7 separate regions of the Mus musculus genome follow, and all the other regions are linked to region 5. Evidence: chromatin loops called from intact Hi-C (ENCODE). Cell type or tissue: gastrocnemius. All regions are shown on one strand. Region 1 holds the start of Smim14 (small integral membrane protein 14). Region 2 holds the start of N4bp2 (NEDD4 binding protein 2). Region 3 overlaps Lias (lipoic acid synthetase). Region 4 has its middle 2.0 kb from the start of Ube2k. Region 5 holds the start of Pds5a (PDS5 cohesin associated factor A). Region 6 overlaps Pds5a (PDS5 cohesin associated factor A). Region 7 has its middle 5.8 kb from the start of Klb.

Region 1 (4,000 bases), 200 kb after region 5:
GTGCACCACCACCGCTTTTTGTTTTGTTTTGTTTTTTCAAGACAGGGCTTCTCTGTGTAGCCCTGGCTCTCCTGGAACTCTATGGACCAGGGAGCCTTAAACTCAAGAGTTCCACAGACCTTCCCTTCCTCGTGCTGGGATTAAGGGGATGTGCCATCACTTCCCGGAGCAGTTTTGTTTTTCTCAGCTCAGCCACTGAGAATCATGAAGGTTTCTTTCCTCTGTTTTAAATATGGGATGTTTCTTCATTGAAATTTTGTAGTTACAGTGTGTACCAGGGAAGACAGAGCTCCCCTGCTTGTTTTCGCTGGTCGGGTTTTGTTTTCTTTTCTAACTTGTAACCTTACCAAAGAAAGCAGGCCATACCTCAGTAGAACACGGATTGTGAACCATGTAGCCAAAGACAGACTGTGCAGCACTGTTTTAAAGGGTTTTGTTTTTCTTTTTTTGTTGTCAGATTGTTAAACTATTAGGGAAGAAAATGAAATTCCAAGTGGATGTTTTCTGCCGTTCACTATTTTTTGTCCAGACTTTAGATTCTCAGGATAATTTTTTTCTTGTACTTTCTTATAAAAATATGCTTAGTTTCGTCCAGAGTTCCTCGAGGTCATTGGATACATCTGTAGAATTACGGCTGCCACAGCTGCTTCCAGAGGTGCTCTTTTTGCTTATCAGGCTCCACACTTCAATTTGCTGGTATTTCCCGTCCTTTCTTACATGGGAATTAAGCTGTCTTTGGATTGTTGAAATACTGCTTCCTAACTTCCAAGCCCAAGAATGGTGTGCTGCTACCTCCTTTGGCCACATTCCCTCCTCCACTAGGAGGGCAAACCCATGGCTAGGCTCCCCTCACTTTTAAAAACAAAAAACAAAAAAACCCAGACATATTCTATGCTGCACTGGCTGGGCTCAAATTCACATACTCCCACCCACTCCCCCAGGGTTTCTCAATGCAGCCCTGGCTGTCCTGCAACTCGCTCTGCAAACCAGCCTGTCTCTGCTTCTGCTGTTGAGCCATCACATCCGGCTTCTAACATCTCTCTTTTAAGGTTAAGGTTGAACTTAATTTAGGTCTGTTTTCCAATCCAAAATCCGAACGTCATCAGGATCACTCATCCCTCCCCACCTCCCAGCTGACATGCTTCTGTAATCTTCGAGTTCCGATTTTCACGCGTGCCTGATGATGAACTCCCACCGCCACCTCTGCAGGTAGACCGGGTCTCAGCAGTCATCAATTTGTGCGCGCGCCCCTCCGCCTAAGTATGACTAAACACCGCCGTGGACAGAAGCCATTCCCTCGACAAACAGACAGACACGTCAGATGATCATGACCACGGAAGACAGCACGGAGGCGACGTGGGACAACTTAACAGCCGGGTTGCCCTTCCTTCTCGGTGGAGCAACCCCACCCCGCCACACCGGAACTGCCTCCCCCACGCCGGGCGCGCCCACGCACGTCAGCGCCGGAGCTGCGGGAGCCGCCCCCCTCCGACGCAGGTGGCCCGCGCGACACGCGCATGCTCCCTAGGTAGGGTCACGAGCGGCTCCGGGTGCTACAATCTGTTGCGCCGCCCTCGGGGAGCCCGCAGATCCGGGTCTCGTGGCTAAGAGTGACGTGGTCTATCGAATCCAAACAGAGGGGAGGAGGCCGGCGGCCAGCAGCATCGGCAGCGACAGCGGCGTCCGGAACGCTCCCGGCCGCCACCCTCCCCGCCCGCCGCTGTTTTGGGCGGGTGAGTGTCCCGTCCCCCCCTCTCTCCCCGGCCCACCGCCCTCCTCGGCGACCCTCTTGGCGTCGCCACTTCTGTGGCCGCGCGCACCCGGGGACCGCTGCGGCGGAGCGGGCGCCTTTGGCTGGGCGCTGCACCCGGGGAGCCCGCAGCCGCTGGCCCGGCAGCCTGCAGCTGGGCTGCACAGGCACCCGCAGTCCGGGTGCTTTCACTTTTAGGGCCCCATAGGCGGCGCGGGCGTGCAGGGGGTTAGGGACAGTCACCCCGAAGGCCGGGCGGTGGCGTTTGCCTGGTGGGTTCGATGAAGTCACCCGGACGGGGCCCTTTTGTTGTGGTGTGTTGGTAGCTGCCATCCTAAAAGCCAGAGCTCTTCTTTAGCCTCCATTGTGTTGCGGATTTAAAGGATTCCCCTTTTCTGTTGGTTCAGTTCTGTTGGTTCAGTACGTGGAGCCGGGGCTGACAATGGAGCAGGTAGCAGCACCGTTATCGGAAGGAATGCAGGGCAACAGCCTGGCAATGGTTTGAGATCCGTGTCGCTGCTTAAAGCCGAAGTTTTCCGAAGTGGCTGCTTAAACGTTAGGATTTTAGCCAAGATGATACTTGCTAACTGTAGCGAGGCGGCAGGATGCTTTTAGTTGCCCCAGTTGGAAAAGCCGAGGATGCGGCCTTAGTAATGGAGTGCCCTGGGTTTACAGCTGGAGCGCCTGATGAGCTTCAGGAAGCATTTATACCTGCATGTGTGGAAGACACCCTCCCGATTTTGTGTTGTGGTGTCACTTGGCAGCTATCCGTACCAGAATTGGGAAAAACCTACAGTTTACCAAGGGTTCTAGTCTGGAAACGCTCGCTGCCCTGTGTCTGCTGTGGAGGTTAGGGGAAGCAGCTGCGTGCTCCTGCTTCAGGTGACTCCCTGCTCGCGCAGATTCCTTCAGTGTAGCCGCCCACCCTTTTGCCCTCCGCACTCAGACCAGAAAACCAAGCCTGGATGTTCCATCGTGTTTTCGAAAAGGGACATTTCCCCCTCTCCAAGATACTTATAGTGTTTCTGTGGAAAGCAGCAGGAAGGAACGAGGAAACAGATTGATTGCTGTCCATCAAATCTGGGAAGAAGTCTTAGGAATTTAGACCCCTATCTTTGAAGGGTGTGCCCTTGGGCAGTAACGGACCTCGTATCAAATCTTTTCCTCCTGTGTAGATCATGGATTTTCCCTCTTTTTTTTCTCCCATACTTGGAATCTTGATGATATAGACAAAGGAGAATTTTCTTTTTGCACTTCCCCCTTTTCAGATTTTTTTAAAAAACCCTCACCCTTTTTACTATTCTAAAACAATATTTTTTGTTTTGTGAGATGTTTTTGTAGTGATTGGAGGAGATGTTTATAGAAGTACATGAGGAGGAAAGAATGATAATCGCGTCTCTCCTCTTGCCGGAATGTTAGTTCATATCCTTCAAGATGCTTTTGCAATTGCTTTACAAAAATATGGTATCATACTACATTTGTTATTTACTTATTTATTTTATTTAATGTTAATGGGTATTTTGCCTATATGTATGTTTGTGCACCTTGTGCATTCCTGGGTGCTCAAGGAGGTGGTGGATCCTTGGGATTGAAGTTACAGAGGATTATGAGTGGCTGTGTTGCTGGGAACCAAACCCAGGTCCTCTGGAAGAGTAGTTAGTGCTGTAATCTCAGAGCCACCCCTCGCTGTGGCTTTACATACCGGTACTTTTTTGAGTTATGTATGTATGTATGTATGTATGTACGTATGTATTTGCAGCTATGGCCTATGGACCTTTTAGGGTGAAATTCCACCATGTTGGAAAAGCAGTAGTTATTAAAGCCATGGTGTGGAAAGTTTTCCCCCTATGTCTCTTGGTGATACTGTGAGATTTAGTAAAACAGACACCGAATGGCGTGTAGGCTTACTTGGCTTGTTAAACAATCCAGGCAGCAAGTGCAATGTGGAATGTTACTGAAGTTTTTTGTATCTAATGACTTCACAGGGAAGTTTAGGTTTAACCCTTAGTTATACTGTATTCCACATGCAGGCACCTGTTACCATCCCAGTCCATAAGAGTCTGGAGGAATCTATTTTGCTGCATAGCATACTTAATTACTGTATTAGCTTTGGGGTTTAGGTATGTGCCATCTATTACACATTTTTTGTTGTTTGGTTTTTAACCACTGACTCCAAAGGAGCCTATCCAGAAATGAAATGCCCTCTAAACCCCAACTTCAAAGGCTAAGTATGGTGAAGTAGCCTAAGTC
Region 2 (4,000 bases), 66 kb before region 5:
GCAGCCATTTCTTTCTAATTCTTCCCAATACCTCCACCATGTAGCACACACACACCCCCATCTCCGCAGAACATTTAAATAATACGTTGGCATAGTAACTGAAAATTGACTGACCTTTAACCAAAACAAAACAAAACAAAAATCGGCTGAAAGAAAACTGAACCACACTTATCAACACACAAAAACGCATTGTTATGTTTCGTAAAAATTATTTTTGTGAAAACTGAACCACTGGAGTTCGAACGAGTTGCATCTGAGAGCTAATTTGAAGGCCAACCGTAGAAGTGATTTTTTTTTTTAAGGAAAGAAAAGGCGAATGGTGCTATCGAAGGGTACTGTATTAAAAAGAAATAAATTAACTGGGGGCGGAGAGGCAGCTGCAAATCAGTCATTGTTTTCTGAAAGGCCAGGTTATCTCCGGGATTTTTTTTCCCCCCCTCGGAGGCTCAACCAATCCCCACCTTTTCTGAGTTAACCAGTCTCCAGGCAAGCCGCGCTTCTTGATTGGCTCGGAGACACCGAGTAGAAAAAGCAGCCAATCCTTCGCAAGCCAGACCTGTGCTATGGAGACGTTACAACCACTGCATGGCAAGAGTGTGTACAAACCTGTCGGTACAGCAAGGCCACCTCCCACTCCTAAAGACATGTGCGGAAGGATTCCCTAAAGCCAGCGGGCCCTGCCTCCGATCTGGCTGGCATCGAGTTAAAAAAAAAATTCTTCCCGCTCTCTTTTTGGGGCAGGAATAAAGAAAGTGTTGTAACCAAAAGCGCGAGCGGGATAAACTGCCCCGCGGTCTGACTCCGTCTCTCGAAGCCCGGTTTTCGGAGAGCGAGAGGGAAAGTTACGGATGGGAAGGGGTGAGGGTCGCGGGCGCACCCGCCCGGAGGGAGGCCAGCCTGCCGGTGTGGAGTGAGCTTGCGAGCGAGCGTGCGTGCGTGTGGTTTGGAAGTGAGTAAATAAACAGCTCTACGGGCACTACCAGCCCGGGCAGGCGGCCCAAGTTCCCACAAGGCTCGGCCTGGGAAAACGGCGGGGCGCTCGCAGGGGCGCGAGGTCAAGTCGGGGCGGGAAGGCACCCGGAGAATCCGGGGGCGGGAGGGGTGTGTCGGGGCCTGGAGGCCCGCCAGGCGCTGGAGGAGCTGCCGGGGAAGCTGCCGCGGCGCCCGCCTTCGCTCGGCCTCGGGCCCCGCGCCAGGGCCCGCCTCCCGCGACGCCTCACTCCCCTTCCGCCCGCCCGCCCGCCCGGCCCGTGCCTGCCCGGGGTTGCCGCGTCTCTCGCTCGCCGCCCGCCTCGGGCCCTCCTCCTCTGGGACTCCGCGCTCCCGGGATCCCCTCCCGCTCTTTTCCTCCCCGAGTCCCGCCGCCCGCCTCGCCAACCTCCGCCTTTACCTGCTGCGGGAGCGGGGCGTCGAAGCCCCCGGGCCGTGTCGTCGAGTAAGCGCCGCGGGTCCGCAACCCTTTCCCGCCGCCGCCAGCCACTACGCTCTCCGGCGCGGCGCGGCGCGGCGCGGGGCTGGCGAGCAGCTGTGTCCGCGGGGCGGGGGTGGGGGAGACGCAGCGAGCGTGCGGAGCGAGGACACACTGCCGCTCTCCGTCCGACCGGGGAAGAGCAGCCGCGCAGGAGCCCGCCGCGAGAGGGCGGGTGGGCGGCCGCGTGGGGAGGGGTCTCGCGGCCGCCGCAATGGCTGCCACGTAGCCAGGTGGATCTCCGCCCCCGCCCCGGGGCCGCGACCTCTGCTGCTCCGCACACCCCCCACCCACCCACCCCGGGCTCTCCAGGATGCGTCGGCCCGCGCCCGCCACGGCGCCGGCCCGGAGACCCGAGCCCACCGGTGCTGGCGCCTCGCTGGCTCCGTTACGAGAAGTGAGTCCCGGGCCTGGCGGGAGGCGCAGCCCGGGACCCGCGGGGCCCCCCGAGGCTCTCCCGGAAGCTTGCGGCCCGCCGCTGTCCCCCGAGGGCTCCGGGGAAAGGCAGGCGCTGGGACCCCCCCTACTGCTGCCCGTGTAAGCGCCCCGGTGAGCCGCGGCCGGGTCTAACCCTCACCTCTCTCCCGAGCCCGAAAAGCAAAACAAGGTCGTTCTGGCCCTGGGCAGCGAGGGAGGAACTAGGAGCTGGGGCGGGCGGGACTGCAGCTGCGAGGTCGGCGGGGCGAGGCGATGGGCCCCGCGCTGTCCCCCACGGGGGCCCGCTCACTCGGGGCGGACGGGCGGCGGCGCCCCGCGGGAACAAAGGGCCCCGCGGCCCCAGCAACCGGGACGGAGGCTGCCGGGATCCAGCCCGCGCCGCCAACGTGCGGTCGGAACCCGCTGGCCTGAGCCCAAAAGAGCTGCGGCCTTTGCCAGTGTGGAGCTGGAGTTTTCAGGTGCCAAGAAAAAGCAACAGTGTTCCCTTTCCCTGTTAACGATCCTGGATGATTAGCCCGTCCCCTAAGCCCGCTCCATGTTTTTCCTTGTTGGACTCTGACTTCCTTGCTTAATTTGTTCTGTCCTGACATGAAACGATCAGAGTACAAAAGTGTGTGTCTCTCTCTAGCCTTCTGATTAATGATGCTACTGGTCGTTTCGGAGTTTTTAGTTTTGTTCTTTTTGTTTTTGTGTCTGTTTTCTCCTGGACTTTCCTCTCTCTTTGCAATTACTTTGTATTTTTCACTGCCCCCCCCCCCCGTAGTAAAATAACCTCTTGATATTCATCCACATCAGAGAGACAGATTATCTGTCAATTGTTATGGCAATTATTTAAACTGAATGTAGATTTGGAAAGAATACAAGTGAAAAAAATCCCTTTAGATCTGGCTTGAACATTCTCACACTCAATGAGCAAATGGTCTAGTGGGGTTTTTTCTAGAAACTGGTGTATTTAAGCAAAGAAACTAGTGTACTTAAGCAAATAAATGTTCTAATGAAATCTCCCACACAGAAAAGAATATGAATGGATGTGTTTTTTATTTTCTTTGTCTTTTTAGAGATCTCTTGAGTTTCAGTGTTTAAAAATATATACTATACAAACATCTTTATTAAGGCTTATTCTAAATATGGTAAACAAAAGAAATTTAATAGTCTACAATCCCGAGCGTAAGTAGCTACTGCTGAGAACCTAACATTAATCTGTTTCTAAGCAGCTATTAGGAGCCTAATAACTGTAATATATGCCACTTTTGAAATGAAAGAAACTTAGTAATTATAGACTTCAAACAAACCTAGCAAATTTATATTAATTTTGTTCATCTGAAATATGTTCAACGTGATAATAAAAACTTGTATTTAAGTTCTTGAATTTCTTTTGAACATCTGTTAAGGATTTATCACATCTTAAGTCCAAATAATAAAAGGGGGGAATTCTTAAACATTAGAAAATATATTTCAAGGGACAGCACCACCCAATCTGAATTACTTTTGCTTACTATGTCAAAAGAAAAGTATCAAACCCATAAAATTCTCACAGATGTAAAGAACAAAGCCATCTTTACCAGTGTGCACAATGCCAGGCTTGCTTTATGAATACTTCCAAGGACTCCTCTTTCCTTATTGGCTCACATTCTAAGCCAATAGGAAAAGTACAACACATCTTTCAAAGGAGGAGACAGCATTGGAATAAATGGATTGTTTATCACATTCATTCTCTCTCCAGCTTAGGTCCTGTAGTTTCAAAGGAGACATGTAAGAGTCTGAATTACTGAGTCTCCAGACAGGGGTGCTACTTCTCAGGGGTGCAACTCCACCTCTGCAGTCTTCCAGTTGACTAGAGTATAATTGGTTATAATTAATTGTGTGAAAGTAGTATTTAAAATACCAGATGAATATGTAGAATGGCAAAATGCTACCAGCTAATACTTTTAATAATGAGGTGACTACTCAAATTTTAGTTAAAAAACTGGCCCTTAAAGGAACTAGAGATTTGTAAATGTTTTCAGAACATTTGGAACATATTTATTGTATAAATTATAAAGCTGTTTGTTTATATTTGCATTTGGAGCCTAAGTATGATTTCATTGCCACAAA
Region 3 (4,000 bases), 300 kb after region 5:
TAAGAAAATATTTGGCAACTCAGACATTTGTACCTTAAGGTGGCGCTTCGTTGGCTGCATGTACTGCCCTAGAGTTAAACAGTCCACGTCGGCCGCACGGAGAGCTGAAAGGGGAAAAAGCAAAGCTTCCACTTAGCAGGCGTTCAGTTACAATTACAGGTGTACTGTAAGGGGGACTTGCATGCTGTGGGTTGTCACAGTTATAGGCAATACAAGATGGGAGAAACCCATTCATTCAAAAACATCGAGCCATGGATTCCAATGAGAATTGGAAACACAGCAATGATTACCACAGGAGTGTGAAACTGGGAGACAGGGAAAATATAAGGCTGGACCTGGTGGCGCAAGAGGTTCAGAGGGGGGAAAAAAAAAACAGATAAGTGCATTTAATGGTATCAAATAAAAGCTAAAATAGGAGGAGAGGATTTGGAGCAGGAAGTCTGTTAGGCATAAAAGGCGAAGGGAGAGGACTCTTGAGAAGCCACGGCCAAGCCTGACAATCCTTTACTGTCTCTCTTAATCCCCATACTTAAGCCTTCATTCAAATATTTTTTTCTTTTTCTTTTTCTTTTCTTTTTTATTGATGGCTGGAGAGACAGCCATGGTTGCTAGGAACTGAACTCTTATTTTCTTGGCTGTGAGCCTAGCCTTTTTTCCAGGGGGTGGGGGATTCTTTTTGTTTATTTGTTTTGGTTTTTCGAGACAGGGTTACTCTGTGTAGCCCTGGCTGTCCTGGAACTCACTTTGTAGACCAGGCTGGCCTCGAACTCAGAAATCCGCCTGCCTCTGCCTCTCGAGTGCTGGGATTAAAGGTGTGCGCCACCACGCCCGGCGTGAGCCTAGCCTTAACAGCTGAGCCATCTCATGAGCCCTAAAGTGTTTTCTTAACAACTCCAACTCTACCTGAATGGAAAGAAAAGGCAAAGGAACTACGGTTCTGGGGCAAAAGCATTTATCTGAGCCAAACATGCTGTACTAGGACTTTCCTCGGTGAGCAGGATGTGTTCTCAGAGTGTGGCTTAGCCTCTGGCATACCAGAGTCCTTCTCTGTTGGTTGTACTTGGTAGGCAAGTGCCTACCTCTAAGCTATAGCCATGGCTTCAGCATCTTCCTTACCCACCAATGCCTGGTACCTAACTGCCTCTCAAACCATCTGGAGGCAGAAAGAGAAGAGCGGATGAAATCCTGTTTTCACTGAACAGGTGAAGATGAAGAGGGCTAAATGCACACATTCCATGACCTAGGAAGGCTCCCTTCCCGCACATATTGCCGTTTGTGCCCATGTCCTTTCTGGTTCTGAACATGGAGGCAAGGGTGCTCCCACCGCCTGCACCTGCAGCAGGTGGACATGCAGGCAGCGGTGCTCCTACTGGCCTGCACCTGCAGCAGGTGCTCTGTTCTCAGGGCCATCGGCACTGATGACCATGGAGGAGGCATAAGCTAACAGTCTCTTTAGAATGGAGCTCCTGCTACCACTCAGGGAAATGGGGAGGGTTTTGTTTTCAGCTTCTTTACCTTTCAGTGTGGCATAGACTTGCTCGTCTGTCTCACCAAGGCCCAGCATTATCGATGTTTTGGAAACAACATCAGGCTGGACCTCCTTGGCATGTCTCAGTACACGAAGAGACTGGTCAAAATTGGCCCGGGGATCACGAACTTTCCTGGAAAACAGGGTGGCTCTCAGTGACAAAACAAGTTCAACCAACTGCACTGTTGTGCAAGCAGCTGGAAGCTCAGAAAGCACATTCTAGAAGAAGCTGCTTAGCCTTTCACAGGGTGCCTCAGACCATCAGAAACGCCAGTGTTTACATGACTATTCATAACAGTAGCAAAACCACACTGTGTGACAGCCACAAAGACTATAGTATAGCCAGTGGTCCCCACAACACGAGGGACTGTATTAAAGGGTCTCAGCATTAGGGAGGTTGAGAGCCACTGCTCTAGAGTATACGGTTCACTGAGCATATGTGTTAGTGGTACATCTGTGCACAAAGTTTATTAACATGGAAAAGAAAACCGCTCTTCCCCGGGCTTCCTGGGTCTGTCAACTCTTTAGGCCTCCCAAGTCTTGAGACAGCGAAAACCAGACTAGAAATCACTTGGTTGCCGGGCGTGGTGGCGCACGCCTTTAATCCCAGCACTTGGGAGGCAGAGACAGGAGAATGTCTGAGTTCCAGGCCAGCCTGGTCTACAAAGTGAGTTCCAGGACAGCCAGGGCTATACAGAGAAACCCTGTCTCGAAAAGAAAAAAAAAAATCACTTGGTTTATACATTGAGAAATTAGAATTCTGAAACTCAAAATTATAATGACCTCTAGCAAGAAAAGAAACCTGGCAGAAGACAAGACAAACCTCCAAGGAGGGAACATCCACTTTGAAACTTTTATGAGCATGTCTTTCCTGCAGGTTGGCCTGCCCTCTACTGGCAAGTAATAGCACTGCAGGCTCAGAGGAAAAGCATTCTGGGATTTTCACTGGCTGGATAAGGTTTCTAAGTGAAACCAGGGAGACTGGCACCCACTGCTGGCGATATGGCCACAGGGTTGGAACAGGCTGGGTGCTACCCTTCAACAGTGGCCAAAGCACTATGGCTTAAATGAGAAGAAAGGCAACGGGCTGGCAGAAACTCAGGTAAGATCAGCACTTGGCTGAATTCTAATGCAGCCTTGTGTGCTGGATTTTTGTTTGTTTGTTTTAATTTAAATAAAAGGCAGAGGTTTGAAGAGATGGGTCAGTAGTTCAGAAAACTGGCTGCTATTCCAGAGGATTCAGGTTCAAGTTCCAGTACCACAAGGGGCTAACAACTAGTCCCAGGGGACTGACATCATCCTCTGGCCTCTGGCTTCCAGAGGCTCTGCATGTGCACAATACACAGGCAACACACCCATATACAAGGAAAAAGCCAACAACCAATAAGCTGTCTTTGACTTGTACATAGATGTCTGTGTCCTTGCACACATGCACACATTCACACATACAAATGCAAGTTAAAACACAGCAATTTAAAAATGTTATAAAACTGACAGTATAGAAAACTGATACTTTCTGAGACAGTAATGCTATCCATGTTGTTGGCCTTGAACTTGCAACCCTCTCCCCTCAACCTCATGACTTGTACATGGGTGTACATGTGTGCTGGGCTAGGATGGCAGCGGGGTGCACTTAGCAAGATACCGTGTGTGTGTGTGTGTGTGTGTGTGTGTGTGTGTGTGTGTGTGTGTGTATGCGCGCGTGCATGTGTGCAAACACTCACAATGGTACCTGTGGACACCAAGGACAGCTTTGCTGAAATTAGTTCTCTTCCACCACGTGGGCTCCAGGGATTGAACTCATGTCATCTGGCTCACCAACACACAGCTCACCCACTGAGTCCTTTAGTCAGCCCAGAATCATTTCTGACAAAATATTTCTCCTCTGGATTAACGCTGTGCTCTGGAATGCTTACAATCCAGGAGTAATGTGCTTGGTACCATTCACTGTAACTTCTTGTAGATTTGAGACACAGAACAGTGAAGAGTAGCTAATTAAATCACAGCCAAATCCACAATAAAGTTAAAGGAAAATATTAATCTGTCTGCAGCTAAAATACTCTTAATTTTTCTGAAATCTGAATATACTCTTTATGTAGAATAACAGTTCTTCATAATTCCTAACAACTAAGATTAATAGGAAGACTAGAGCATACTAGTGTTTTGTGTGCATGTATGTGGGGGGGGTGATTGTTTTGGGGTTTGTTTTGAGACAGGCATGTATGTAGCTGTCTGGCCTTGAATTGTAGGATAGGCTGGCCTTAAACTCAAGAAACCCACCTGCTTCTGCCTCCTGTGTGCTGGGATTAAAGGCGTACAGTATCACTCTGGGCTTTTTTTTAAAGAAAAGGTATATATAGCCCAGGCTGGTTCCCAAACTTTTGATCTCCTGCCTCAGTCTTCTAAGCTCTGGGATAATAGGGCAGTGTCACCGACAGCTACCCTGTCTACTTTTTAGAAGATTTAACACAG
Region 4 (4,000 bases), 160 kb after region 5:
GAGCCCCATACGTCTCCAGCAGCGAGCCCGCGCCGCGCCGCGCCGCGCGTCTCAGCCGGGGCTTCGGCCGCGTGGCTCCGCCCTGCCGGCGGCTGGGGCCAGGAGGGTGCGGCTTCGCGGCCTGTCCGCGGGGTCTGGGCCTGCCGGGTCCTCCCCTGCCCCTCGGCCTCCTTTACAGAGAGACCTCCAGTCCCTAGGCTGGGACCCGAGGTGGGAGCCCGGCCTGGCGGGTGTCCCCGGCCCTAGCCGGGCCGAGCCCCGCTCTAACTCGGCCAGACCCAGAACCCACGGGCTCGAAGTGCCTCCCTGTGTCTAGCGGAGGAAAAAGCTATGCAGGAACTGGGTCCTGCCCAGCGTCCGTTGGTAAACCCCCGGGAAATCCACTGCCGTAGCTTTTGTTCTGGAACCATGATAAGGCAACTATTATTCGGTCATCTCAGGTATTACAGATGTTTAAGGTTGTGTAATGGTTGTGTCCCACGGCTTGTAATTGATACAGGTGTTGCCAGAAAGAGGCCTGTGATGGGTTTAAAAGCCAGAAGTTACATCTTTGCCCTGTTTAGATAATCAATGCTGAACTGCAGAACTAAGGTGTTTTTCAAACTTGAAAGTGCCTCGGAATCCCTGGAGAGCTGGTTAAGATTGTTAGCACCTATCTCTAGAGTGTGGATGGACCTAAGAATTGGCATTCCTAGCAAGCTCCCTGCTGCCCGTTTTTCAGCGGCCACGCTGTGGGAATGACTGGATTAAGCATGTGAAGAACTGTATTTATTATAGTGACAGTTGAAGAAATAGAAGGCCGAAAGAGCTTTAAACTTACAAAGGTGTTTGGCGCTTGTATTGAGTGAATATAGTTGAGTGGAGAAAAGAGAAACGAGTAAAATTATTTAATTGAGCAATAACGTGGAGAGGCTATTTGAAAGTGGTTAGTAGAGTTTAAAACAATATGGTGTGGGTGCTGAGAGGTACTTTGAAAATAACATTTTGAGCGCCGGGCATGGTGGCGCACGCCTTTAATCCCAGCACTCAGGAGGCAGAGGCAGGCGGATTTCTGAGTTCGAGGCCAGCCTGGTCTCAGAGTGAGTTCCAGGACAGCCAGGGCTATGCAGAAAAACCCTGTCTGGAAAAACCAAAAAAGTAAAAATAAAAAAAAAAGAAAGAAAATAACATTTTGAAATTATGAAGGTGTTATTGTAGGAATATGTTTCATGTATTCACCTAATCGATCAGTTCCGTATTCCATTTTAAGACTAATGCTAGCTGAGTGTGGTGGTACAAGCTTGTAATCCTAGATTGGGAGTCAGAAGCAGGAGGACCATCAGTTCGAGAATCATGTTTCCCTCATCTGTGAGATAAGGAGGTTGTTTAAACTTCTAAGAGTTCAATTTTTCTTTTTTTTTTTCTTTTTATATTTATATTATATGTAAGTGCACTGTAGCTATGTAGCTATCTTCAGACGTCCATAAGAAGGCATCAGATCTTGTTACAGATGGGTGTGAGCCACCATGTGGTTGTTGGGATTTGAACTCAGGACCTTCAGAAGAGCAGTCAGTGCTCTTAACCGCTGAGCCATCTCTCCAGCCCCAGTTCAAAATTTCTGAAACACTCAAAACCTTTCCCTGAGTATACTGACAAATTATAAAAGATCTTCTAGCAGAGCCCCCTAGTGGTGATAAGAGGGGGTTCTACTATATACTGAACACTACAAAGGATTTTTGCCATAATATAAATCTAGAAATGTTGTAGGTATTTGTGCCAATACAACCTAAACACTTTCTATCCCACTCTGCCTAACCTCAGGAGACATAAGGATACTCAGACAGGGGGAACTAGTTATAAAGGTCGGGTGAGTTCTTGGAGAGAAAGAGACTCGATAATATTTTTCTCTGCTGAAGGTTGAACCCAGGGCCTGTGCAAGCCAAGTATGTGAACTGTGACTGACCTAGAGCTCAGCCAAGCTGTATGTGTGTATGCTCTGTGTGTGTTTATGTGCTCTTGTTATACAACCTAGGCTGGCCACAAACTAAAACCTTTTCCGACTCGGCTTCCCCAATGCTCAGACTACAGACAGACTCCTCCACACCAGGCCAAGGCTTGTGAATTTTTTAAATGCAAGTAATTGTTTAACTACAATCCCACTTTTCAAATTTATTCTATTAACATTCTAGAGAACCAAAAGAATGTAACTAGTGATATCTGAATAGCTTCCTGAGTAGTAGTATAACAATTTTTATGTCTTGGTCTTGGCAAAGCACCACAATTTTCAATGTTCGCATTAACAGGTGTGTAAAGAGCCTATTTAAATCTCTGCTCTCTTTGCAACTTATCTGTAAATTAGTAATTCTCAACTGGGTGAGGTGACTTACTCCCTTAACCCCAGCTACTTGGCAAGCTAGGTCAGGGGAGTTTGACGTAGCCTAGAGAAAAACTTATGGTCAGAGAATGAAATCTGTAGTCTGGGTGGAGACCTGACATTCCAGCTAGGCTGGTTCAGTAGCTTTGGCTAAGGGACCACCTTAAGCCCCACTAGAGATAGGCGGAATAATTAGTTCTCTAATGAGATGCTGTACTTTTCCGTCCCAGAAGCCCCACCCCTTGCACAGTAGGAGCTGAGTGGCAGCTGTGCTTCTCAGTTTCCCCACTTTTCCAAGTATTGCTTTTCTTCTTTCTGTCTGCTAAGTATGCGTCTCCTTAACACCTGTGCTCTTTCTCCCAGCACTTTGGGCTTCCTTACTCTTTCTGTAAGGCTTGCCACTGTGTGGGTGCTTATTCTCCATGACCTCGATGTCACCTTAAATGGCTCCCCGCCCTCCTTATCTCCTCCTGATAGATGCTGAAATGTATAGCTTGTCTGTCTTGAGGTTTTTCTTTTCTTTTTGTTTTTGAAACAGAGTCTCAATGTAGCTTTGACAGGCCCAGAGCTCAACAGCCGACGGGCTGGCCTCAAAAAAGATTCTCCTGCCTCTGCCTTCTGAGTGCTTGCATTAAACACACACCTCTTTTTTGGTTGGTTAGTTGGTTGGTTTTAGTTTTGAGTTTTAGGGGATTTTTTTGGTTTTTTGAGAAAGGGTTTTTCTGTGTTTGGTTTGGCTGTCCTGAAACTCACTCTCTAGACCAGGCAGTCTGGCCTTGAACTCAAGAGAGTTCACCTGTCTCTGCCTCCCAGGTTCTAGGAGTAAGGGCAGACCACAGAAGGTGACCCCAATAATATCAAGTCCTTCACTCAAAAAAAAAATTTTTTTTTAATTATTCCCAAAGAAAGAATTGGGGAGTCAATTCTCTACTTTTACCATATGAGTGACAGGGTCATCAGGCTTAGCAGTGTTAGAAATAAGTTCAGGGGTGGACAAAAGAGCCCACTATTCAAACTGAAGAGTCTGAAAAAGGCAAACTTTACCCTTTACCAATAAGATGTCCTCAGAAGCATCAACACATTGAGATAGGAAGTGCATTTGGTAGAGCCTGTGTCTCTTCCCCATTGGCTGGCTGGGGTCCCGATTCACAGTCTTAATTAGAATGAAAGGACTTGGTGCAAAGGAAAAGAATGAAAGGGGTCACTACCCTGGGCCATCAAGTTCCTGCAATACTGCAAGCCTTGGACCTTTGTGTAAAAAGTCAGGAAGGGGATAAAAACACATGAATTCCTAGTTGTAAACACAAGTTGTATAATATTGACTAGAAAAAGGACTCATATTTGGTATTTCTACAGCAACAAGCAACTTTACCCGCTGAATGGTCTCACCAGCCTCTAGAGCTGGTAAACTACTTCCTCTAGCGCCACCTTCAAAAATGTCTATCAATTCATCCATAATGCCATGAAATTATAAACCCATCATTGGGTCAATATATTGATTAACTCAGAGCCCTGATGATCCCACTCAATGATTTGATCCACTACTTGGGTCTTCAAAATATAAATGTTTTCAGGGATTATGCTTCGTGTCCGAGCTATAATAGAAACTGGATAATCTAGGCATAAATTTTTTTGCAACCGACTTTT
Region 5 (4,000 bases):
TCCTGGAGCTAGCTCGATTGACCAGGGTGCCTTGAACTCAAGAGATCCGCTTGCCTCTATCTCCCAAATGCTAGGATTAAGGGCGTGCACCACCATCACCCCCTTCTGCTTATTGTTTTTGTTTTTTTGAGACGGTTCTCTGTGTAGCCCTGGCTGTCCCTGGCTGTCCGGGAACTCACTCTGTAGACCAGGCTGGCTTCGAACTCAGAAATCCGCCTGCCTTTGCCTCCCAAGTGCTGGGATTAAAGGCGTGTGCCACCACTGCCCGGCTTGCTTATTGTTTTAAAAGGTGGTTTCCTGAAATTATGTGTGTATTGTTCAGGTTCATTCGCTTCAATATTTACCTTAAATTGCTCAAGCACCGCTGCACTAAGTTTTCTTTGGCAAGCCTTTCCTTTGGAGGAGAGAAAAAGTAGAGCTTTGGTGTATTCACAACTTAAAAAAAAAAAAGAGGTCTCAGATTCACATAGGTAATTTGTAAATCTCTAAAAACACCCTCCCTCTTTCTTCTTCTGGGCTTCACTATCAGGAACCCTAGTCTGTGTTTTCAGCCTGTACCCAAAATGACTGGGAGGCCAGAAGCCCCGGCACCATAGCTTGAGATCGCATGCCAACTTCCTATTTTGCAGCTTTGAAAACCTTAATGGTAGGAGTCTAACTAAGGTCGTAGGCTGCGACCTAGGGCGACTCTCCGGAAGACGCGAGAATGAGCAGCCCGAGTTGTAAAACTTTGCCTCGGCTTCCAGAGCTCTGTTTGGAGGGGAAAGCAGCCGTTTCTCCAGATAATTAACCATTTCTCCACCGGTCCGGTCACATCCCCGCCAGCCAAGCCTTCAAGAGCCCCGGACTCCGCGACAGCGGTGGCCGGGAGTGTCGCAAAGCCGCGCCTCCCGGGGTCCGCTTCCCGCCACCGGGGCTCCTCCTCCGCGCGCCGGCTCGGCTGCCGGCCCCCCGGAGGCGCCCGCGCGGGCAGGTCTTGGCGCCAAACGGGTGGCGGCGCTGTCCACCACGCGCGCGGCCGCGTCGGGCTCGAGGGAGGCGGGGGCTCGGCCGGCGGAAGAAGGGGCGGGAGCGAGGCGCGCGGTGCTCTCGCGGGCTCTCGCGCCGCTCGCGTGACGGGCTCCGGCTGTGCGCGGCGACGCTCAGGCTCCGCGGGGCACGGGCGGGCCGGGAGCGCGCCGCGGCGAGAGGGCGTCTGGTGCGGGTGGGCGCGAGGTGCGGGCGGCCGGCCGGCGAGCGAGCGAGCGGCCGGGCGGGCGCGGGGGACGCGCGGGCGTGCACCCGCGCGCGGGCTCTCGGAGGAGCCGCGGCCGAGGCTGCGCTTCCTCAGCCCGACGGAGAGCGGCAGTGTCGCCCCGGCCGGCGCACGCTCGGCCCGCTTCTCCCCCCGCGGCGGCTGCTCCTCGGCACCGCCAGCCCCAGCGCCGCTCCGGGGCGGGCGGGCGGCGGCGGCGGCGGCGGCGGGACGGACGGAGCCGCTTTGTGTGCAGCCCGACGAGGGGCGGCGGCGGCGGCGCAACCACCTGACAGAGGCCCGGCGCTCGCTGCACCGTCCGCCCGCATGAGGAGGAGGTAAAGCGGCGGCCGGGCTCGCGCCCTCGGCGGCGAGGGAGGGACGGAAGGGGAGACCGCAGGGGAGGGCGCGCGCGGAGGCCCGGCGGGGTTGCCCGGAGCGGCGGCTCAGGCCTTGGCGGTGCCGAGGAGCGCCGGGCGACCGAGGGGCTTGAGATGCCGCCGGGCTCGGTTGCTGAAGTTAAGGAACAAAAATGTGAAGTGCGGAGCCGGGTCCTTCGCTTCCTGGCGAGGGGCTCGGGCGGCTGGCGGGGGTGGCGGGCTGGCCGGGGAGGGGCGGCCGCGCGGCGGGGACGCCGGGAGCCCGGGGCTCGGCACGGCTATGGCGTTCTGCTCCCGGGCGCCGGCGCCGCGCGTGGGTCCTCTTGGGTACCTAGTTTTGCGGCCTAAGCTGAACCCTCTAGGCCTCGAGTCTCCTTTCCCGGAGGTGACCGGCCAGGCGGGGACCCAGCCGCTTCTCCTGAGCCAAGTGGGGCCGTTGGGTCCTCAATGTCCCCCCGAGGCCACCAAACTTCCGTCCTAGGTGCTCGGGGATACATTTCATTGTGAAAAGAGGGCTAGGAAACTCCGGGAGCTGCTCGGCGCCTCTCGCGGCCGGGGCTGCTGCAGCCGAGAACCCCGTGGCACCGGGGCTGGCTCGGGTGGGGGTGGCGGACGCCTAGCCGGGTCCGAAACCCAGGGAAGGAGCGAGTGGCGGGGTCCCCGGCCTCGGGGGGAAGAAAGGGCCCTTTCTAGATTAGAGATTTTTGAAATGAAAAAGAGGTTACAAAGTCGCCCCTTTTCCCGCTGAACTTTGATTTTCTGACCGATAGAGGCCGGTAGAGGACTGTGAGAGAAAAGTTATTCCCCAGGATGGACTTCACGCAGCCGAAGCCTGCCACTGCCCTCTGTGGCGTCGTGAGTGCGGACGGGAAGATCGCTTACCCTCCGGGAGTAAAAGAGATCACCGACAAGATCACCACCGATGAAATGATCAAACGTCTGAAGGTAAGGGTCTGGGTCGGCGATCTGCGCTCTGGATGGCTTTTGTGACTCGTGTGGTTTCATTGGACTACTCTCAACCTGGCCTTTGGAGTTTTTAGTACTAAGTTTTTGAAGATATCTTAACCGCCCCGGAAAAGTCCTGTTCTAACTTGGCGGTATCTTTGGATAAGTTCTGAAAGGACGGGGAATTTAAAGAGTGTGATCATTTTCTGTCCATAAGAACGCATGCATGGTTAGTTGTTTCCCTTGTGGTTATTTTATTTAGTGGATGTTGTTTAAGGGGCTCGATACCCTGAGGTGTAGACAGTGATTTTACCCACGAAAGTTCCTATTATTATCTACTCCAAGAAAAGACTGACTTGAGCACAAACAACCATATTGTCCCCCTTAGATTCTCGTAATTTTCTAATGGGAGCTTAACTATCTATACAGTGGGCTAAACTTAATACAGTGTACAGATTTTTCAGAATTCGAGCTTAAGGAGAAATGATGATTTTAGTACACATGCCCAAGAGAGTTGAAGGACGGGATTGTTGATATGTCTGTGAGTTTGTGTTTGTGTGTGCGCACCGGTTTTCTTGGTGTAACAATCTTGCGCTGTCATTTTGGGACTTAACTTTTCTGCTACTGCATAGGGCAGTGTTTGTTATGGAATCAGTTTCGAGCAGTGATTGTCACTTTGGACAACTTTGATGCACCAGGGGGTGTTGTAGGCAATTTCAGAGTCATTTTGGTTGTCACAGTTGGCTTGTGGGGAGTAGGCTGTGACGTTCTGTGAGGAGGCTAACAGTTGTCTAGTGAAAGATCTTAAACTATTGAAGTACAGTGTGGACAGTGGGAGAGGCAAAGAATGGGTTTGATGACTTGTTTAAGAGAGGACTAGTGGGCTGGAGAGATGGCTCAGCAGTTAAGAGCACTGACTGCTCTTCCAGAGGTCCTGAGTTCAATTCCCAGCAACCACATGGTGGCTCACAACCATCTGTAATGGGATCTGATGGCCCTTTCTGGTGTGTCTGAAGACAGCTACAGTGTGCTCATATAAGTAAAATAAATCTTTAAAAAAAAAAAAAAAAAGAGGACTAGTAACCCAGCTGCCTGCCCTTGAACTTAACCATTTTCCTGCCTCCACTTCCCAAAACACTAGTGGCATAACCACACCCTGCCAACAACAGTGGTTCTCAACCTGTGAGTCGAGACCCCCCCCCAACTATCTGATATCCTGTCTATTAGGTATTAACACTGTAATTCATAACAGTAGCAAAATTACAGTTATGAAGTAGCAATGCAATTATTTTGTTTGAGGTCACCACAACATGAGGAAGCAATAGGAAGGTTGAGACCCATTGTGTTAAAAGGTGCACTTCAAAGTCAGACATGGTGGAAGGCTAGGCAGGGAACATCGAGGACAATGTTTCTGCCTTATGCAACTTTATAAAATGGATTT
Region 6 (4,000 bases), 63 kb after region 5:
TCAGCAACTGAAAGCACACACTGCTATATGATTACAGAGGACACTAGTGCTCAGAATAACTTTAATTCCAGCTTCAGGGAGTCTGACACTTGACCATCACAGGCCTGACTAGTTAGACCTGGACTAGTTAGACCCTGATTATAATTGTTTATGTTTATCCTGAAAAGTTGAAACCAAGGGTTTCATGTGGCTCCATGCTGGTGGTGACATTGTGTGCGTAAGGGCCTGACTTTTGGAGGTGGGATATATGTGTGAGCCTAGGAAAATAAAAGGAAGAGAGCTGTTACTGTTGTTTTGTGAATGCTTTCCGTCTTGATACATGTACATATTTTGTCGTTAATATGAATATATTTCCTTCAAATACATCTTTTCTATATGGCCAGCGCTTATTGCTTTAAGATACTTGTTTTCAGATTGTTCTAGAGATGTATGCACTTTTAGTTTATCTTTCATGTTAACGTAGTGATTAAATGCATTTATTTTATCTTTTTTTTTTAAACTTTGAAAATCCAGCCTCACCTTCTCTTATTCATATGGTCTTTGGCAGTTGTAGTTCATTCTTTTGTTTTTGCTTTCTTTGCTTTGCTATATATAATATTTCTTTTCAGGTGTTAATATTCATTAGTCAAATTAATCCAATTTTAAAAATACCTAGGATGGTAACTACACATGTTCTAGATGATTACTGGAAACCTTTCTATTCCTGTGTACCTACCATCACAAGTATCATTTCAGCTGTTTAATAACACTTGACCTCCTGCTACTTTTTTCCTTGGCTACTTTGAAATATGGAAGGGAATTCTAAAAGGGAACTGAAAAATTAGGAGTGTGTTCTTAGTATGTAAATGTGATTATATGCCCTAGGGCAAGTCATAGATTATTAAGGGTGGTTTATTTGTTATTTTTTTATATTCATATTTTAGTTTTAAAATGAAAAATTGTTCCCTATTGTATGTCTTGGTTTGTGAGACAGAGAAGGAACTTTAAATCTTTCTAGCAATCAAATAATTTCTAAGAAAGCCTTCACCACCAGTACATATCTAAGTAGAGTAAATGAGGATAAGAAGAGACTTAGGGATTTGTATACTTAAGAAAAACACAACTATATTATTATTTTTACAGAACCTTGATCCCCATTTTACATCAGAAAGCCAAGCGGGGCACTCCACACCAAGCAAAGCAGGCTGTTCACTGCATCCATGCCATCTTCTCAAACAAGGAGGTCCAGCTGGCACAGATTTTTGAGGTATACATGGAATATGTTTCCATTGGCTTGTCAGGCTCTGTGCTTTGGAATAGTTAGAGTCTACATTTCAAGGCTGTTTGTATGTCTTCTTACACTGTTAGTCCTGTGTTTCATATGAGAGTACTCTCCTTAGCTTTAGTCTTGCCTACGCTAGCTTATCCTCACAGCTGAACTGCCCTTGCTTAAGTACCTACAACTATACCTGAAGACTGCTCTTCTCGTCCATTCTCTGTCTATGATCTCTGGACAGACTCTGCTTCTTGAAAAGCATTCCTATTGTTACAAATTGGAGATATATTTCCACAAACTCTTATTTTTACAATTCAAGGTTGTTTAAGCTGTCTTCTCAGCATTAAAGAAAAAGAAAAAAAAGAAAAAAATCCACCAACATAACAAATTAGAAGAGAATAATGCAGATGTCCTTATTTCTACCTGTTTTACTTGGGCATTATCTATTTTCTGTATTTTTTCAATTTTATTATTACCTGTGTTACTCTTACCACTGTGATAAGACATTATAACCAAAGTAACTTACAGAAGAAAGCATTTAATTAGAGCCTTGCTTATAGTGTCAAAGGTCATGTTGGGAAGTATGGCAGCTGGCAGATAGAAGAAGTAGCTGAGAGTTCACATCTGTCCCACAAGTTGTGAACAGAGACATAACACTGTTTGATGTGGGCTTTTGAAACATCAAAGGCCTTTCCAATGACTTACCTTTTCCAGTAAGGCCACATCTTCTAATCTTCCCAAACTGTTCCAGTAACTGGGGACCACACATTGGAACATGTGAACCTAATGGGGCCTTTCTCATTTAATTACCAAAATCATATTTCAGTAGGTGAAATAACAGTATCTAAGATGGATACAATTAATTATGAATGTTTCAGTAAAACAGATTGACTTGGGCATGGTAAAATTATTAGGACTGTAGAATATCTAAATACTTACAAAACCAATTGATAATTGTTTGTTTTCTTTTCATAGCCACTCAGTAGGAGTCTGAATGCTGATGTACCAGAGCAACTTATAACTCCATTAGTTTCACTGGGCCACATTTCCATGTTAGCACCAGATCAGTTTGCCTCCCCGATGAAATCTGTAGTGGCAAACTTTATTGTTAAAGACCTTCTAATGAACGACAGGGTGAGTTTCTAACTTAATTACATCTGGAGTCTTGAGTTTAAGACTCTCTGTATTTTTATCGTGGAAACATCTCTTTTTCAGTCCCGTGGTGTGTGTGTGTGTGTGTGTGTGTGTGTGTGTGTAGTCTGATGTGACTAATGTGTCCAATAGGATCTAACTTTTTGTCCCTTGGTACAAGTTTTGAAATATCACACTACATTCTATTAAGTGTCACTTTAAAATAATAGTTTCTTTTTAAAAAGATTCTTTTTATTTTATGTGTATTGGTGTTTTTCCTGCATGTTTTCTGTGCGTCATGAGTGTGGTATGCCTGTGCAGGCTAGAGAAAGTCAGTGGATCACCTGGATCTGGAATTACAGACAGCCCCGTGTGAGTGCTAAGAATACCAACTAGGCTATAGCAAGTTTTCTTAAATACTGAGCCATCTTTGTAGCCCTTAGAGTGTATTTTATCATATATTTTTAAAAGGATCTTACAGTCTAAAATGAGAGAGTGTGCAGACACAGGCACATTTATGAATATCTTTATTTTTAGTGTAACATTGAGCACTTTATACTCCTATTTTCTGAAATTAGAGAAGATGAGGATTAACACCAAATATTCACAGCGATCATCATGTTAAGATGGTTTGTGTTCTTGTTCAGAATAGGATCTAAGCTACCACACCAGCCCATATCCAGCTATTTTTCTATTTTGTTTTTTTTTTTTTGTTTGTTTGTTTGTTTGTTTTTTTGAGGCAGAGTCTTCTTGGGTTGGCTTGAAACTGGGTGTGTAGCCCATGCTGGCCTTGAACACATTAGTGATATACCTGTCTCTGTCTCTCAATAAGTGAGAGAATAAGTGAGCCAACATGTCCAACCTGATTGTCCTTTTCCTTTCCTCCCTCCCTCCCCCTGTAAAGCAATGTTGTACTATGTAGGTTTGGTGTTCTAGAACTCACTCTGTAGCTCAATCTGGCCTAAACCTCACAAAGACCTACCTGCCTCTTCCTCCTGAAAGCTATACTAAAGATGTGCACGACTATGCCCAGTCTCTTAAAAAGTTACTTATTTATTCAGTCTAGGGGTTCATGGCAGTTTGTTTGTGAGTGTCAGAGGACACCTTTATAGAGTGCTGTCTTCTTCCACCATGTGGTTCCTGGGAAAAGCAGTTTGTCAGGCTTGGTAGTAAATGCTTCTTCTTTTGAGCTATCTTCGCTGTCACTCGAGAGAGATATATTCCCAAATGGAAACACTCTTCTACCTACTAAGCAATGTACTCAAATTCCCTTAATATATATATGTGCCCTCAGAATTCTTCATGGTGACTATGGATATATTCTAGATATCTTTTTTATTTGGCATGTTTCCCAGATTCATTTTACTGTATTAGTGATCAAGATTTCATGTATTTTCTTCCCTGCTTAGAAATACTTCACCTTTTTTTTTTTGGTCTATTAATTAACAGTTCGGGTTTTGGCAATTGTAGTTAATGTCTATATATAGCAAAAGTAAAATTTCTGAGTCAGATGATTATTGGACATATTTTAGATATCACCAAACTGGTTGCCATTGTGTCTGTTCATTTTTAATCTTTTATCAAACAAGTCTGTAGGTTCCAGTTTCTCCACAC
Region 7 (4,000 bases), 350 kb after region 5:
TCTAATAAAAAGACCTTGAAGTAACAAACTAGATGAGATTTTGAGTTCCTGTAACTGCAGCACTTGGTGGCTGAAGGCAGGAGAATCAGTTGAAGCTCAGTCTCAGATACATGGCCTGAGCTAAGTGAGACTTGTTTAAAAAACAACAACAACAACAACAACAACAACAACAACAACAACAACAAACAACAAACCAAGATCTATATAAATGGAGATAGTCCAGATGCACAGGTTAAAATTTAAAACTGCATGTATTATAATTTTTTTCTGCTATATCTTTTTCAGGCACTAGAGATGGAGTGTTGTTGATAGATAGCTTACCTTGCTTCACTAGGCCCTGGGTTTGATCCCCAACCCTCTGTAGGCTGAGGTTGGTGTGACACAGTGAGCTTGAGGCCAGCCTGGGTTAAACAAACAAGAGACCCTACCTCAAAACAAATAAATCAACACCCCCCCCCCAAACAAACCAAATTAAACTAAAACCAAAACAATAACCCTCAACAACAACAACACAACAAAATAGCCAATTTTCTATGGAATTTGATTTACAGACTCAATAAAATCTCAGTAAAAACCCAGACCGTAAACACCAACATCTACCTCCAAACTTTTTATTATCCCTGGCTGACACTCTTCAGCCAGTGAGTAATTCCTGCCCACCCTCAATCCTTTCAGCCCCTGGCAACCATCGTTCTACTTTATGTCTATAAATTTGACCACTCCATGAACCTTATATTAGCAGGATAATGGGGCGCTTTTCCTTTGTGTGTAGTTTATTTAATTTAGCATGAGCCCAGGGTTGATGCATGGTTGATGTCACTTCTGCTGCCGCTGTTGTTGAGATAGACTTGCTGTGTTGCCCAGACTAGCCTCAAATTCCTAGACTCAGGCAGTCCTCCTGCCTCAGCCCCAGAGTATCTGGAAAGCTGGGACAATTGAGGCAGGAGACTGCTTAGCTCTCATTTTTAAGGACTTTGCTTTTGAGATGAGGTCATGATATTATCCCAGGCTAATATATAGACCTGAACTAGGAGCTCTTTATATCAATAAAACAGCAAACCTTTTGTGTGTATGTGCTTGTGAAGGCTAAAGGACAATTTAAGAAAGGTATCTACATGAAAGCATAAAGTTGGATGTAATATTTTACAATCTAGACAGCAAGGCATTAAAAATATTTATTTAGGGCTGGAGAGATGGCTCAGCGGTAAGAGCACTGACTGCTCTTCCGAAGGTCCTGAGTTCAAATCTCAGCAACCACATGGTGGCTCACAACCATCTGTAATGGGATCTGATGCCCTCTTCTGGTGCGTCTGAAGACAGCGACAGTGTACTCATAAATAAAATGAATATTTAAAAAATTATTTATTAATTTATTTATAGACAGGCTTTCTCCATGTAGCTCTGACTGTCCTGGAACTCATGATATGTAACTGACTGGCCTCAGACTCAAAGATCTGCTGGCCTCTGCCTCCCCAATAGGTGATTTTTTAACTTATTTGTCCTAAAACAAAATTAGCTTTTAAAACAAAAGCTGGCAGTTTAGAGATATCTTCTCTCTTCTGGTTAATGAACCAAACTTGACACGGTTGCGGTTTTTTGTTGTTCTTACATTAATTTGTGTGTGCCTCTCTTTGTGCCTTGCTCTCTGTGTTGGTACATATTGTGCATATGTATAGTGGTGGACACCTCGCTGGAGTTGATTCTCTCCTTTTACCATGTGGATCCTGGACATTGAACTCAACTGAAGTTGTCAAGCTTGGTAGCAAGTGCCTTCACTGGCTGAACCATCACTGCCTTGACTGTCCTGGAACTTGCTAAATAAATAAAAAAGAAATATAGTAATTAAGCTATATTAATTAATTTAGGTCTGTGTTCATTTGCAACATTTTCCTTGGTATGTAGAACAGGCTGGCCCCCAGCTGACAAAGAGTCACCTGCCTCTGCCCTCAGCAAGATTTTTTTGTTTTGTTTTGTTTTATGTTTTCTGGAGTCAGGGTTTCTCTGTGTAACAGAGCCCAGAGCCCTGGCTGTCCTGGAACTCTGTAAACCAGGCTGGCCTTGAACTCACAAAGATCTGTCTGTCTTTGCCTCCTGAGTGCTGGGATTAAAGGTGTATGCCAACCCCCACACCTGGCCTGGCAAGATTTTATTCATGTATATTTTGTGGAAGACATTAGACCTCCTTGTGTTAGGGCTTTTAAATTCAGACCTGTAAGAGTGGCATACACCTTTAATCCCAGAGCTCTGTAGATAGGCAGTTCTCGAGGCAGGAACTCCATCCTTGTGAGTTCTAGGCCAGCCAGGGCTACACAGGGAAACCCTGTTCAGTTGATCAATCAGTTAAATACTTCAGGCCTATGCTCATTTGCACTGTTTTCCTTTTGAGACAGGACCTTGCTACCTTTCCCAGGCTGGTCTCAAACTCTGGCCTACCAAGGGTTGAGATGACAGGCACACAGCATCATGACAGACCCTGAAAGACCTTTTGCTTAAAAACAAAAATACAGAGGAGGAGGCAATGCATTCAATCTCTTTCAACCTCATGGCAAGGAAGATGACGAGAAAGATCTTCATGGAATCCCAGTCTTTCTATTGAGAGGCTTTTGAACCATGAATGAGGACTCTGGGCTCGAATCATCAAAGACTTTGTGCTTGTTCTAGTCCCTTCTCTCCTTGGCCGCCACCTCCTCTTCTTTCCCCTCCTTTTTTTCCTTCTCTTCCTCCCTCCTCTCCTTTTGGAAATGGAATTCTGTCATGTTTCTCAGGCTGCTCTTAAACAAACTCTAGGACTCAAGGGATCTTTCCATCCCTGCCTCCGGTAATTGGGGCTGCAGGTGTCTGCCACTCATATTCAACCGAATTTCATATAGGTAAGGTCCCTAGCAGGCTGGGGGATGGTTCAGCAGGTACAGTGCTTGCCACACAATCATTAGGGCTGGAGTTGATACCCAAATCTAACTCCCGGGCATGGTGACCCACTTGTAATTCCATCTCTCCAAAGATAAGGCTGGAGGACTCTGAAGCAAATTGGCTCACTACTAGCATAATTACTGAGCTCTGGGTTCAACTGAGCAATCCCCTGGAGAGTCCTGATGTTAATCTTGGGCTTGTACATCCTAAGCACACGTGTATGTGAACTTATACACATACACACACACATGCCCACATACTCCAACATCCATGTACACAGGTATGTATACTGCACCCAGACACAGGCCTAAAACCAAGAAGGTTCTAAGAGACCTACGGTATCCCTCATGTGGTTGGTCTTCCTATAGCAGGAGTGTGTAAGGAAATGGTAGTATTTTCCTCCATTCCCAGTGTCTCACATCCTTTCTGAGTCAATAGCAGTCTTGGCATTGACTTACAGTGCATGGAAAAAAAGATTACACTGAACTATCGCTACAAATTGCTATTGAAACATTCATTGCTCTGTCTATACGTGCCCTTAAGATTGCCAGTGAGAACTGGGTCGGGTGGTGCAGGCCTGTAATTCCAGCTGCTTGGGAGGCACAGCCAGGATGATCAGGAGTTCAAGGTCATGCTTGTCTACATAGCGTGTTCAAGTTCAACCAGGGCTAGAAGATAAACAACCCCTTCCCTAAACCAGCAGAACAAAACAAACCTTCCACAAATTCAAGGCCTTTCAGGCAAGTTGACCAGACCCTGTCTCAAAATAACCACAAAATAAAACAGAAAAGACAGTTATAGTTCAGAGGTGAAGTGATGGGTAGCAAGTGAGAGTCCCTGGGTTCAATGCCCAGGCCAATAGATATTTTAGGGAATTATAATTTGAGGTTATGCACATAATCAAATTTGTGTGTTAACCGTGAAATGATACACTTATTATTTTATTATTTTAAAAGGGAAAGTCCTTTTTCAGTAAGTAAGTATGTAGATTTGCTTGGTGGGAACTTCCTATCAGATATAGGATATAAAAACCACCAGGCAAAGTTTATATACCTGTAGTCCACTCAAGAGTTAACATGCTAATTGGGTA

What was found. Hi-C counts contacts between places; a loop is a spot of excess contacts. Peaks named below come from ENCODE experiments on the same cell type or tissue, not always from the same donor. Only the 100,000 strongest peaks of a DNase experiment are listed, where the experiment ranks them.
Region 1: it touches region 5 in a loop (2.6-fold over the local background); 12 of 42 quality-filtered maps call a loop at or near these places.
Region 2: a loop joins it to region 5, with 2.2 times the contacts of the local background. A loop is called at or near these places in 14 of 42 quality-filtered maps.
Region 3: it touches region 5 in a loop (8-fold over the local background); 19 of 42 quality-filtered maps call a loop at or near these places.
Region 4: it touches region 5 in a loop (9-fold over the local background); 16 of 42 quality-filtered maps call a loop at or near these places.
Region 6: it touches region 5 in a loop (2.0-fold over the local background); 6 of 42 quality-filtered maps call a loop at or near these places.
Region 7: a loop joins it to region 5, with 4 times the contacts of the local background. A loop is called at or near these places in 4 of 42 quality-filtered maps.

What each region holds. Positions count from the first base shown.
Region 1 is chr5:65,490,469-65,494,468 of GRCm38, reverse strand. Smim14 (small integral membrane protein 14) reads left to right here and starts at 1,586. Exons shown (of 5, transcript NM_133697.4): 1 at 1,586-1,733. In gastrocnemius, a CTCF peak has its summit at 1,971; DNase peaks (open chromatin) are centred at 1,519, 1,937, 2,445 and 2,580; H3K4me3 peaks cover 3,596 bases; H3K27ac peaks cover 4,000 bases.
Region 2 is chr5:65,761,636-65,765,635 of GRCm38, reverse strand. N4bp2 (NEDD4 binding protein 2) reads right to left here and starts at 2,115. Exons shown (of 20, transcript NM_001024917.1): 1 at 2,046-2,115. In gastrocnemius, a CTCF peak has its summit at 1,609; DNase peaks (open chromatin) are centred at 530, 1,182, 1,593 and 2,256; H3K4me3 peaks cover 2,953 bases; H3K27ac peaks cover 3,214 bases.
Region 3 is chr5:65,400,272-65,404,271 of GRCm38, reverse strand. Lias (lipoic acid synthetase) reads right to left here. Exons shown (of 11, transcript NM_024471.5): 8 at 1,516-1,661; 9 at 34-104. Among named protein-coding and RNA genes, the nearest start is that of Lias, 11 kb to the right of the region's middle. In gastrocnemius, no CTCF peak of the experiment used is centred here; a DNase peak (open chromatin) is centred at 2,466; H3K27ac peaks cover 497 bases.
Region 4 is chr5:65,533,229-65,537,228 of GRCm38, reverse strand. It overlaps a transcript of Smim14 not described here. Among named protein-coding and RNA genes, the nearest start is that of Ube2k, 2.0 kb to the left of the region's middle. In gastrocnemius, CTCF peaks have their summits at 288 and 1,672 (motif pointing left); no DNase peak of the experiment used is centred here; H3K4me3 peaks cover 1,329 bases; H3K27ac peaks cover 1,375 bases.
Region 5 is chr5:65,695,322-65,699,321 of GRCm38, reverse strand. It overlaps Pds5a (PDS5 cohesin associated factor A), which reads left to right and starts at 1,086. Exons shown (of 33, transcript NM_001081321.3): 1 at 1,086-1,572; 2 at 2,385-2,559. The coding sequence starts at 2,425. In gastrocnemius, CTCF peaks have their summits at 812, 1,014 and 2,374; DNase peaks (open chromatin) are centred at 1,271, 1,932, 2,247, 2,399 and 1 more place; H3K4me3 peaks cover 3,324 bases; H3K27ac peaks cover 2,761 bases.
Region 6 is chr5:65,632,561-65,636,560 of GRCm38, reverse strand. It overlaps Pds5a (PDS5 cohesin associated factor A), which reads left to right. Exons shown (of 33, transcript NM_001081321.3): 20 at 1,123-1,246; 21 at 2,231-2,389. Among named protein-coding and RNA genes, the nearest start is that of Pds5a, 64 kb to the left of the region's middle. In gastrocnemius, no CTCF peak of the experiment used is centred here; no DNase peak of the experiment used is centred here.
Region 7 is chr5:65,340,564-65,344,563 of GRCm38, reverse strand. No RefSeq gene overlaps it. Among named protein-coding and RNA genes, the nearest start is that of Klb, 5.8 kb to the left of the region's middle. In gastrocnemius, no CTCF peak of the experiment used is centred here; no DNase peak of the experiment used is centred here.